Regions from separate parts of the Mus musculus genome. Here region 1 is linked to region 2. A link is a loop called in an ENCODE intact Hi-C map of the cell type or tissue named here. Cell type or tissue: left cerebral cortex. All regions are shown on one strand. Links, peaks and the distances in the headings refer to the core of each region. The heading gives the core; the rest is flanking DNA. Region 1 overlaps Unc93b1 (unc-93 homolog B1, TLR signaling regulator). Region 2 holds the start of Pold4 (polymerase (DNA-directed), delta 4).

Region 1 (2,500 bases), core at 1-2,500, 280 kb before region 2:
TAGGCTTGGTGTCAGGTGCCTTTTACCCACTAAGCCATCTCATTTGCTCTTCTTTTTCTCTCTTTTTCTTTCTTTCTTTCTTTTCCCTTTTTTTGTTTTTTGGTTTTTTTGTTTTGTTTTGTTGTGTTTTGACATGGCCTTTGTATATATCCTTGTTTGGCCTAGAAATTGTTATGTAGACTAGGCTGGCCCCAAACTCACAGAGATCAGTCTGCTTGAGTCTCCCCCATTCTGGAACTAAGGTGTGCTTTCATACCTGGATGGATTTTTGTTTGTAACGAGGATCAAGGTACAGTCCAAACCCAGCTTGCCCAACCTCAGAATCCATGCTCAAACCTGGGCAGCTGGAGTGAGAGCCTGAGAAAAGAAGCTATGGTAGGCCAGGCTTCAGCTGCGTGGGGGCTCCCTGGGTATGTGTGAGATGGGTTTGTGTTGGTGACAGACAGCTGGCACACGTGAGTGCAGCCGTGTAGGTTGTCCTTACTGGCACTGATCCTCATGGTCTAATGCTGTTGACAGTTTCAAGTGTCCCCACCTCCCCAAGTCACATGATGGACGTGTTCATGCTCTGAGCTGGACCAAGCTTAGCAAGGTCAGCCAGGGCTGTGCAATCTTCATACTTGAGAGCTTTTAATCCATCAGACAACCCATATAAACTCTTTTCAAAGTTGGGCCAGCTTTGGAGATTTCAGTCGTTTTCCTGAAATCGCCCTTAATGTGACCTTTGAACCTTTACTTTTTCCAGTCCTGAGCTCCAGAGTCTCAGCTCCAGTTGCTGTTTCTCTACCACCTTGAGGTGAACCCTCAGGAAACCAGCTCCTCCCCCGCCGGCTCCGCCCCCAGGAAACCAGCCCCCGCCCCCAGGCTTGGCTTGTGAAAAGTTAGTTGCTGAAATGTATAGGAGTTAGGCTCTGGTTCTGCCTCCCAGCCCCATGCTCTCAGAAATAAGACTCAGACTCAAAATATATTTACAAATACCTTGGCCATATAGCTAGGCTCTACTCTGATCATAACTAAAATATCTATATATTTTAGATCATAAGTAAAATATCCCATTTATTATAACCTGCATTCTGCCATGGGGCTGGCCTGTGCTCAGGTGCTATGTGTCCTGTTGCTCACATCTTCCCAAGCTGATCTCCTGAGAGTGGCTCTATCCCAGAATTCTTTCTGCCTCTCAGATATCCCACCTTCTATTTCCTGCCTATTCCTTCTATTTTCTGAGCCCCTGGCAAGGTAGAGAAACAGCAGCTGAGTGCTTGGCACACTGGGTGATGGGTCAAAAGCAGACAGGATTCAGTGGAGGGTCCTTGCACCTCTGGGCTCATCTTGACAGTGTAGTAACAGAAGTCTCCAGTAGGGGCCAGGCGAGGATTGGTGCACAGCTCTTGCTGGTCTTCCTAGCTCAGTCTCAGGAACTGAGATGGAACTGGTACAGGGTTCCTTACCTGCTTTGTGCCTTTACCTGCAGCACTCCTGGGCATCCTATATGAAGACAAAGAGAGGCAGGACTTCATCTTCACCATCTATCACTGGTGGCAGGCCGTGGCCATCTTTGTTGTGTACCTGGGCTCCAGCTTGCCCATGAAGGTGAGGATGGGTGGAGTTTGGGTATCCATGCCTCACTGGGAAACAGACTTGGATTTCATAGCCTCCTAAATGCAGTACTTTCTAAAGGCCAAGCACTGAGCCAAGGACCCCTTAGTCCATGGGGTAAACCCAGTACCCCAGTGACTGTTTTACCTGCTAGCCTCGGTCCTGTGGGCACACTCGGCTGAGCTGTGGGTGGTTGGATCACCTGCTCACTAGCTTCTGGACTTCTGGACACCCAGGGCCTCCCATTTCAGCTCCTATAGGAATGAGCTCTTCTATGCTTTTACATTGTTTTGACGATATAGCTCTGGCTGTCCTGGAACTCTGTAGACCAGGTTGGCCTCAAACTCACAGAGATCCACTTGCCTCTGCCTCCCAAGTGCTGGGATTAAAGGCATGCACCATTATACTGGGCTTGTTTTGTTTTTAAACAAAATGGTATCCCTGGCTGGCCTGGAACTCCCTGTATAGACCTAGCAGGCTTGGAACTCACAGATTCCCCTGCCTCTGCCTCCTGAGTGCTGGGATTAAAGGTGATTTTGGTTTGTTACTGACTGTGCTGGAGGTGGGAGCCAGGGTCTTTCTTGCTACCTATCAGTGTACCTGAGGTTCCTAGCCTGTTCCTAACCCAAGCCTGTCATTTTAGCAGGTCCTTCTCACATGTTTTTGTTCCATTTTTCTGTATCATTGGGCCAGGATCTCAAGGTAGCCCAGACTGACCTCAGCCTTCTATGGGCTGAGATGACTGACAGGCCTGTACTGACAGGCCCAGCTTTGTGCAGCATTTTTTTTTTTAAGAAAGCAAAATGAATCGAAAAAGCAAGGAATCAGAGTACAAAGTACAAATACAAAACTATTTGTGTGTTTCTTTCTGGGCTGTGGGTTACAGTCAAACTGTCTGAAGAGA
Region 2 (9,320 bases), core at 3,972-6,471:
TCTTTTTTGGTTTTTCGAGACAGGGTTTCTCTGTGTAGCCCTGGCTGTCCTGGAACTCACTCTGTAGACCAGGCTGGCCTCGAACTCAGAGATCTGCCTGCCTCTGCCTCCCGAGTGCTGGGATTAAAGGCGTTGCGCCATCACACCCCGAAGTTCTCACTTTTTTACTCTCCTCTTTAGGCCTCCTTCTCTCTCTATCCTTTTCCCTTTTCTCTCCTTCTTTCAACTTTCCCTCTGCCTTTCTACAATAAAGCTCTAAAGCCAAAAAAAAAAAAAAAAAAAAAAAAGGCACCACCATGCCCATGCTCTGCTTTTCTTTTTGCTCTGTGTGGCACCAGCCCAGGGTCCAACCTGAAGGTGTTTCACTGATGTATTCTGTAAGTGTGGGACAAAACAATCTAGGAAAGGGAGAAGGATGACCACTCATGAACGTTAGGATATGATGCGGCAGACTTACTTAAATGTACAAAGACCTAGGCAATGGGCCAGTGAGATGGCTCAGTGGGTACAGGTGGTTGCTGCCAAACCAAATATGAGTTACTTACATGGTAGGAGGAGAGAACCAATAAATATTAGGAAAGGTAGGGAGTCAAGCAGGCAGACCCATCAAATGAAAGTGTAAGACAGAAGGCAGTAGGGAGGAAGCAGTGTGTCTCCCTATTGATGTGTGTGAGTATCTGCTCATGGCAAGTGCTCAGCACATCTTTTGCATAAAGGCACAGGGTGAGATTCAGTACTGTTCTCAGAGGACAGGAAGGTTTTAGATAGGCAGAGATGGGTCAGGGCACAGGTGAATCTCCTTTTCAGTCAGACGGTATTTGGGGGGCAGGCTCCAGGATTGCTCAGCCACACATCCAGATAATGTTTTAGCATAATGCCTGACACAGTGAAATCCTTGGTAGTTTGATTTAAAGTGATGCAAAGACTGTCCAAGGGGGCTGGTGAGATGACTCAGCGGTTAAGAGCGTCAACTGCTCTTCCAAAGGTTCTGAGTTCAAATCCCAGCAACCACATGGTGGCTCACAACCATCCGTAACGAAATCTGATGCCGTCTTCTGGAGTGTCTGAAGACAGCTACAGTGTACTTACATATAATAAAGAAATAAATATTAAAAAAAAAGACTGTCCAAAAGGAGAGTTTTGAGAGGTTTAGAAGCTGAGAGCAGCTGACCCGGAATCTCAAGCTCTGGAGAACTGAGAGGAGAAAACAGGAAACACACAAGCTTGGGCAGTTAGGAACCACAGGCAACTGCTTTGTGTTTGGGTATAGGGAGCTATGTAGACCAGGCTCACTTAAAACCCACAGTGATCCTCCTGCTTCAGTGTCCTATGTGCCGGTATTATGTGTACGTCACCATGCACACCCCACAGGAGCCTGTGACATAGCAGGTGAGAGGCAGACACCACATGGTGAGTCCAAGAAAGACACGGTGTGAGGCGAGAAGTGAAGATGTGTCCTGTGTGCTGTGGCAAAGGCGGGGTCAAGGGAGGCTTAGCATTTGTCTGTTTTAAACAGAAGGGATCTAAGCGTGTTATTGCCAAGTGTGGAGGTGGAAGCCGAAGAGTGGAGGGTTTGGGGTACTGAAGAGATAAAGAGAGAATCCAAAAGCTGGCTGGGCAGACACAGGGAAGGCCAGGTGGTTGCTGACACATCTTCCGTATGGATCCCATTGGTGGCATTTCTTAGCAACCCAGGACAGACATTCCCACCAGATGCTCTGTAGGACACACAGACATTCCCACCAGATGCGCTGTAGGACAAAGTGCTGACACTCCAGTCACCGTGGTGGGGAATAACTAGTGGGTATGTCAAAAACCCAAGCGGTGCTGCACTTCTGTAAGCCCAATACTTGGGAGATGAAGGCAAGAAGATCAGGAGTTCAAGGCCAGCCTTGGTTTACATAGTAAGTTCTAAGTCTTGAGATAGTCAAGAGACTGTCTCAAAAACACAAATCAGAAATGAAAAAGAAAAAGGCTAGAGCCCTGAAGTGCTCTCTGAGCCCGTTCTCACCTGTGGCTGCCCTGTAAGGCCCCGCCCTCACTTTCTGTGAATTCGGTGCTCCACACATGAAGCAGCTCTTCAATCCATTTCCTGCCATTGTTCCTCCTAGTGTCTACTCTGCTTGTAGTGTGTGGCACAATGGCTCCCAACTGCTCAACAATCGCTTTCTATGACCTAGGGTCCCCCACCTCTTGACTTTGCTTGTCTTGCTGATCCTCAGTATTGGAGAATGCCCTCTCGTCACTCAGCCTCAGCCACTTGCCTAGGTCTCCAGAAGTCCTGTGTCCTTAGGGAGAAAGGAGAGAGAATAGAGATGAGAGGGGCTGACTTCCCCCTTGTCCTCCCCAGAGAGCTCAGTGTATTAGAAACCTGCACCTAGGAGAGAAGGCAGCTCCCTGGAGGTGAGATCCAGTTCTGAGGAGGCTCTAAATCGAGGCAAATCACCATACCTCACCAGAGAATGAGGAAGCAGCGGGGACTCAGGGACCCTCTCAGCAGCAAGGGAACTCACTCAAACACTCATCTTACACAAGCACATTCACCAGTCACCACGGCCACAGCCGGCAAAATGGGGAGGCACAGGGCGGGTCTTTGCTTCCCTTAGCCTAGAGCACACAGGCTAGCGATTCAGGGGAGACGGCACAGTCTGATGGCAGTCCCTCTGAGTCCTCCCTTCTAGGGAGCCTTAATTGTCCCTGCCTTTGTCCTCTCCATTCCTGAGCTCCCTGACTCAGGCTGGTACCCAAATTTCCTAGAGGGAAAAACACTTGCCAGCAGACTAGTACCAATGACACAGAGGAGGTGACTGTGACAGAGCTGTGGATCTGACCCTTCAGGGTCCCTAGCCTGGCCAGTTCAGAGAGAACTTGGAGGTACCTCCCCAACTTGCCTCCAGGATATGGCTCTATGGACTAACTAGGACCTCTTTCCTGCTGGATAAAGTCTGACACCTGGTGGCCAGAGTGAGGAATGACCAGCAGGGCACTTTGCAAATCTCCAGAACTTCTGAACTGTTGGTCCCAGTGAAAGGGGAGCTGACTAGCGGAGCTGGTGGGGAAAGTTCCTAGGCAAGGCAGAATAGACACTAGGGACCCAGAGAAACCTTCCTATTTTTTCACCCTTTAAATCCAGGAAACTCAGAACCTACTAGGCTAAGGTGCTGGGTCTGAGAGGGAAGAGAGGGGCTAGGAGGAGACCCTGAAGGAATATGGCAAAAATGAAGGCTGGGGAAAAGATGAAGGCTGGATGGGCAAGATGTTTTGGGGTGTCCACCTGGGTGCACAAAATCCCCTAAACTGGACTGAATTTCAGCTCAGAATGAGTAGCAGGGCCTGAGTGGGGGAGTTGCTAAGGAGAGAGAAAGAAATGGGAGAGACCTCACATCCCATTGAACTCATGCAGCTGCTGCCCTCCCTCACTTTTACCTGCCCCATCTTTTCAGCTCTAACTGGCTCTGTCCATATGACCCATCTCAAACTGAAGGCGAGGGACTTTCAGGATGTATATTTGTGAAGAGTGCTGACCCCACCCAGAACTGTCACACTGAGTAAAGCTAAGATGAACCTGCTCCCACAGGAGCCGCGCGCAGTGAGTCTCAGCCCCAGGGAGTCCCAGGTCTAGGTTTCTGTTCAGGTTGTTTGTTCTCCTGGTCTTCACAGGACTTTGACCTTGAACCTAATAAGGCTTAGGGTATTTGCAAAGTATAAGTTAACTCCATCCACTTCTATCACCAGCTTCTGGAATCAGTGCTGACCAAAGACACTTCGTATACAAGACAGAATTGAGCCACTAACTTAGACCACCAGTTTGGTCTCCACTCTGAGAACTCTGCATCAAGCAAAGTGTTCTAGGCAGGAAGGAAAATGATGAGGTTAGAGAAGAAAGTAGGAAAACACCCAAAGATAGGAGACCAAGTCAGTGCCCTAACCACCTTAGAGACACGTCGGATACTGAGCAGCCAGGATGATCCATCTTATTGCTCACCTGGAGAGGACAGCATGCTTCCTAGGGAGAGCTCCACCCCCACACACCTCCCCCACCAGAAGGCTAGTGCTAGGGTCCCTGCACTGAAGCAGAGCACTCCAGATCCCTTAGGGGCTGAGGGAACCTAAAGCCCCTGGGAGGTATCTTTCCAGTCAGTGTTGGAGAAGCTACCTGGACCTGAGCCAGGCAGATCTGGGGTGGGGGCTGAAGGGAGGGCAGGTAGGGATGGCTCAGCCAAGATCCACAGAGCAGGTCAGGGTGTCAGGAGCTGCCAAAGGAGACAAGCGACTAGGCGCAGGCAGTGGAGGGAGCTGCTGTGGCCGCCCAGCGGCACACCCCATTTCACGCTCCCTGGGCGGTGGCAGGCCCCACGGCTATCAGCTTTCAGGGGTGGGAGGGACCAGGAATGAGGAGGGGTCTGCCCCACCCAGGCTTCCCTGCTCCCTCAGGGCTTTGTGGACTCAGGAAGTGGGTGCCACATACCTTTGGGAACAGCCCCAGAATATCTGAGGCCTTCTTAGGGAGGAGTGGTGGTCAGTCCCACGGAGCCTAGGAGCTACCCACTATAGAGCCTCACTAGACCTAATGCCTGTGCCTTTCCCTGCCTAGTAGAGAATTCTCCCTGTCCCCCTTCCCAACTCTGTAGGGTCTCTTCTCCCAGATGTCCAGGAGACAGATGGAGGGATCAGACCTGAGCCACCCCAAACAATGGGTCCCAGAAAGGCCTTCCAGGTCTTTGCAGTGTGCCTGCAGCTCCTTCTTCTTCAAGAAGCTAATGGGGGAAGGCTAGCAAGAGGAGGTCCCTGGAGACACAACCTTCTGCCCACCACTGGTGGGTTTCTCTTTGGAGGGGTCCTCTTCTCTGCCTCCACACACACGGGAGGCCAGCCGAGTGCTTCCTAAGCCAGATCACAGAGCTTCCAAAAAGGAGGGCAAAGGCCTCCAACCAGCCATCCTTGCACCCCTGGAAGGAAGAACCGGATGGGCTCTCCAGAGGGTGATTAGTGCTGGGTCAGTCCAAGTGCTGGTTCCCAGACTCCCACGGGCCAGCATTTTCACCCGCTGCCAGGAAGTTGGTGAGGGGGAGGTGGTAGTAGGGGTGAGTCAGTGATGACAGGAGCCCCAAAACAAAGGTCATGGGTAGAGAATTGAGAGACGCTGTTTACAGCAATTACCTCCTGAGGTCTTCTCCCAATGCCTACCATTCTCCTCCAGCTCTAAGGCATTCGTGCTCCTGCTCTCCTGTCCAGGACTAACGACTGTGTATGTCCCTCTCTCTACCGCGCAAGCCTGGGAGCTTCTGCCGCACACGGGAAGCTAGTTAGTTACACAGTAGCTGTTACTAAGAGCACTTCTGCAGCACACGGGAAGCTAGTTAGTTACACAGTAGCTGTTACTAAGAGCACTTCTGCAGCACACGGGAAGCTAGTTAGTTACACAGTAGCTGTTACTAAGAGCACTTCTGCAGCACACGGGAAGCTAGTTAGTTACACAGTAGCTGTTACTAAGAGCACTGATCACAATTTGCCTACACTTCCCACTTGCAAAAAAACTCTTTTGATATCTATTTTGAGTTAGCATGTGGGAGATGCTTAGAACTCGGCACATGGAAAGTCCAATATGAGGGTTGGGTTTATTGAAATTATTTTCTGCTCATGATACACATTCAGAAAAAAACAAAAACAAAAAAACAGAGCAGATCTGTCAGTTAAGAACTGGGGATATGAACCCATGGAGAATGGAGACTATACTTCTGGCGTCCTGCTTGGAATGGAATCTTCCTGACTAGCAAAGTGGACAGAGGCAGGCTGTGGGACTTGACAGCGGCCACAGCAACCGCATGCCTGGGCTGGGTGGACAGTGGCTCTGCCAGCAGACTGTGAGAAAGGAGCCTTCTGAGCTCATGAGTTTCTCCAGCAAGGTCTCCTGGGGCCAGTAAGAGCAGCAGGGAAGGACCTGGACTAGTCCAAACTCTCTTTGGACCTACAGATCTGATCCCACAGCGCTCTAGGGCCAACCGGCAGGAGAAAAAGGTTCTCAGGGGACTTAAAAACTGGCCATGGGGATTAGTGAGGCTGAAAAGAACATTTGCCTAGGAAGGAAAAACGGGAAGTGAGAGGCCGAGGATAACTCTCTATATGTCCCAAGGGACCCAAGTGGACCAATGAGAAACCCGAGGAGGTGGTGAAGTCTGGGGCATCTTGACAGGTTCTTGGTTCCGCCTAACCCCTCCTCACTCGAAACGCAGCAGCAGCTACCCCGCCCCCCGTCTTCTGCCGATTGCCATTGGCTAGAATTAAGGTCCCGCCCCGCAAAGGCCGTTTGCCATTTGCTTAGGTCTCTGATGTTTGCGTGCTTGTGGGGGCGGAAGACAGGCGTCATTCCCTGGAACCTAGGGACTTCCTCTCTCTGCTTGTCTGGGTCAACTTGTCTGTCCATTGCTGGCCCATCTCTCTCTGGCCCCCTCTCTCACTCTCAGCAGCTGTCTCTCACAGGCCCGCTGCCCTGCCTTTTCTTTGCCTCCTGCTCCGCCTGCCTGGGTGGCCGCCATGGGTCGGAAGCGGTTCATCACTGACTCCTATCCTGTTGTGAAGAAGAGGGAGGGGCCCCCTGGGCACAGCAAGGGAGAGCTGGCACCCGAGCTAGGTCTCTAAAATGTGGGGGTGGCAGGAAGAGTGGACATGAAGTGACCAGAAAGGACTCTGTGTGTGTGTGTGTGTGTGTGTGTGTGTGTGTGTGTGTGTGTGTGTGTTGGCTAAAAAGGGAAGCTAGCATGTCTCGCACTTCCGATGAGCTGTCTGTCTGCTGGATGGCAAAGGCAAATGGGTGGGGAGATTGCCAGGATATAGAGTCACAGCTCTAAGTCCAGGGTAGGGCAAAGGCCTGGATGTGCCTGAGGAGCCACCACATGTTATTGCAGGGGAAGACACCCAGTCCCTCAGCCAGGAGGAAACAGAGCTGGAGCTGCTGAGGCAGTTTGACCTGGCCTGGCAGTATGGGCCTTGTACAGGTGAGCACCCCATTTCCAGTCCCTCCCATCAGGCACATCTCTGAATCAGTTCTGTTATCAATGTGTCTCAAAAGTAATCCTGCCTAGCTCTTGGACACTGTCTCCTGAAACTGACTATGGAGGCTCAAGAAACTGCCGTCCATGTCCACTATCCTGGATTCTCCTGCCTATCCTGTCTTCTTTTCCTGATGGCAGGTATCACAAGGCTGCAGCGCTGGAGTCGGGCAGAGCAGATGGGCTTGAAGCCCCCCCTAGAGGTGTACCAAGTGTTGAAGGCACACCCTGAAGACCCTCACTTCCAATGCAGGTCAGGATAGGCTGGGACAGCTTTCAGGGGAACCAGGGACTTCTCCAGGAGCTGCCACCCTCTTGGTCTACGTAGGGGCTACCTTGACTTGGAGAAGTGGGAACAGACTTAGACGGTCCTTCCTGTCAAGCAAGAAGAGTCTGGCTCGAGATAGATCTCGATAATGATCCTTACCTCTATGAGCTGATGGTGGGGGACGGGTATATCTAGGGCCCATGGAGCTATCCATGAGTCCTGAGGTGTTCACCAGAGCCACAGGATTGTAGGCAGTAAGTAAGTAAGAACTAGAGACAGTCCATCAAGGAACAGAACTGATGTGGCTATGACTTCCTTCTCCCACCCTGTCTTCCACAGCCTGTGGCATCTCTACCCACTCTGAGGTACCCCCACGTTGTCCTTCTCTGGGCACCTCCTAGCCACCAAGAACTTCAGGACAGACATCATGGCCTGCTCTGCTCATTCCAACCTTGGAGAAACAGCAGGCTGACTGTGGAGGTCTTCCTGGTTCAGCTTCTTCTCCATCTAAACAGCAGGCTGCTGAAGCTCCTGGGACCTGTGAAGCTGAGCACCTCCACGCCCTAATCATGACCACCAGATGCCCACCCGCCACACCCCTGACCTACGGTGTGGCAAATCCAGCACAGGCTGGCATAAACCAGATGTCGGCAGATAACCTAAAGGGCCCACCTTGGGCATCTAGCTGAGGGCACAGATGAGTGAGTTATTGGATCAAGGAGCTCACTAATGCTTACAATAAAGTACATTAAGCCTGAGATTCTGACCTTACATCTCTTAATATGCTCTAATCTAGCCGGCAGTTCCCAAACTGTAAGTGGGCTGGAGAGCCAGCTACAGGCTTTTTTTTTTTTTTTTTTTTTTTTTTTTTCTTTACTTAGGCTGGCTACAAACTCAGAAATTTGCCTGCCTCTGCTTCCTGAATGCTGAGATTAAAGGGTCCCAATATGGGGCGGGGGACAGTGCTGTGACTGGGATGTAAAGTGATTAATTAATTAACTAATTAATTAATGGGGAAAAGGTTTCACTATGTAGTTCTGTTTGTCCTAGAACTCATTATATAGACCAGGCTGGCTTCTAACTCACAGAAATCTACTTGCCTCTGTCTCCCAAGTGCTGGGGTTAAAGGCTTGTGTTTCTATACCACAAGGCTTCCATATCTATTTTTCTAAGGCAGTCTTTTCAAAAGCTGAGTGGCCTCTGGTATTCCCTGGTAGAAACTCACTCTAAGTTTCCTTCCCTGACCAGCCAGCAGAAAATCTGCCTAATATGCCCAACTTATGAACAGCTACTAAGTTCCTGCTACTATAGATCCCATGGGGTGTCAATATCACTGAAAATATAGGCAAAACAATCATGGAAACTAGTTATGTCATGTGGTGGTCAGCATTAAGTAAAATTAGGGTGAGAGGCTTTTAGGGGGTTAGAAAATGTCAACAAGATATTTTGTAGAGTAGGATAGGAAAGGCTCCATCGTTTTAAAAGCCTTTGAAAAGAGAGACACAAAGAAGGAAGGCAGAGAGGGCTCACACCTGAGTAAGTGTTACAGACAGAAAGAATGACAAGAAAGGCTCAATGGCAGGAACATTTTCAGACTGTTCACACAAGCATGTGAAGGTCGGAACTCAGGAGACAAGGAGACAAGAAGACAGAAGGGAATGAGGCCAAACAGGCAGCAGGCCAGTCCCATTGGGCATTGTAGACCATGATAAGAAATCTGGATTTTACAGTGAGTGAAAAGAGATATGGATGGCTTTAAGGAATGACAACATTGAACTTATGTTTTGAAAATACAAGTGCAGCTGTGGGTGGAAAGTCTATGGAGTTGGGAAAGCAGACAGGTGGTGAAACGGCTCTGCTCAGCAAGGCTAACAAAACCTGTCGGAGAACAGGTGACAGGGATGTGGTTCGAAGCAGGGAGGGGAAATGGAGCTGCTGAGAAGTAGCCAGATTTTATTTTGAGGAGACAACTGACTGGGATTTAAGAGGTAGGAGCCAAGGAT

What was found. Peaks named below come from ENCODE experiments on the same cell type or tissue, not always from the same donor. Only the 100,000 strongest peaks of a DNase experiment are listed, where the experiment ranks them.
Region 1: it touches region 2 in a loop (2.9-fold over the local background); 2 of 42 quality-filtered maps call a loop at or near these places.

Annotation. Positions count from the first base shown.
Region 1 is chr19:3,945,536-3,948,035 of GRCm38, forward strand. It overlaps Unc93b1 (unc-93 homolog B1, TLR signaling regulator), which reads left to right. Exons shown (of 11, transcript NM_019449.2): 10 at 1,472-1,590. Among named protein-coding and RNA genes, the nearest start is that of Unc93b1, 12 kb to the left of the region's middle. In left cerebral cortex, for the core only: a CTCF peak has its summit at 1,357; a DNase peak (open chromatin) is centred at 1,364.
Region 2 is chr19:4,225,558-4,234,877 of GRCm38, forward strand. Pold4 (polymerase (DNA-directed), delta 4) reads left to right here and starts at 6,336. Exons shown (of 4, transcript NM_027196.4): 1 at 6,336-6,631; 2 at 6,906-6,995; 3 at 7,191-7,302; 4 at 7,657-8,077. The coding sequence starts at 6,535. The coding sequence ends at 7,681. It overlaps Gm45928 (predicted gene, 45928), which reads left to right. Exons shown (of 4, transcript NR_132309.2): 2 at 6,906-6,995; 3 at 7,191-7,302; 4 at 7,657-8,075. All of the region lies in intron 2 of LOC102631992 (a long non-coding RNA gene), which reads right to left. In left cerebral cortex, for the core only: no CTCF peak of the experiment used is centred there; DNase peaks (open chromatin) are centred at 5,111, 5,582 and 6,287; H3K4me3 peaks cover 732 bases; H3K27ac peaks cover 1,616 bases.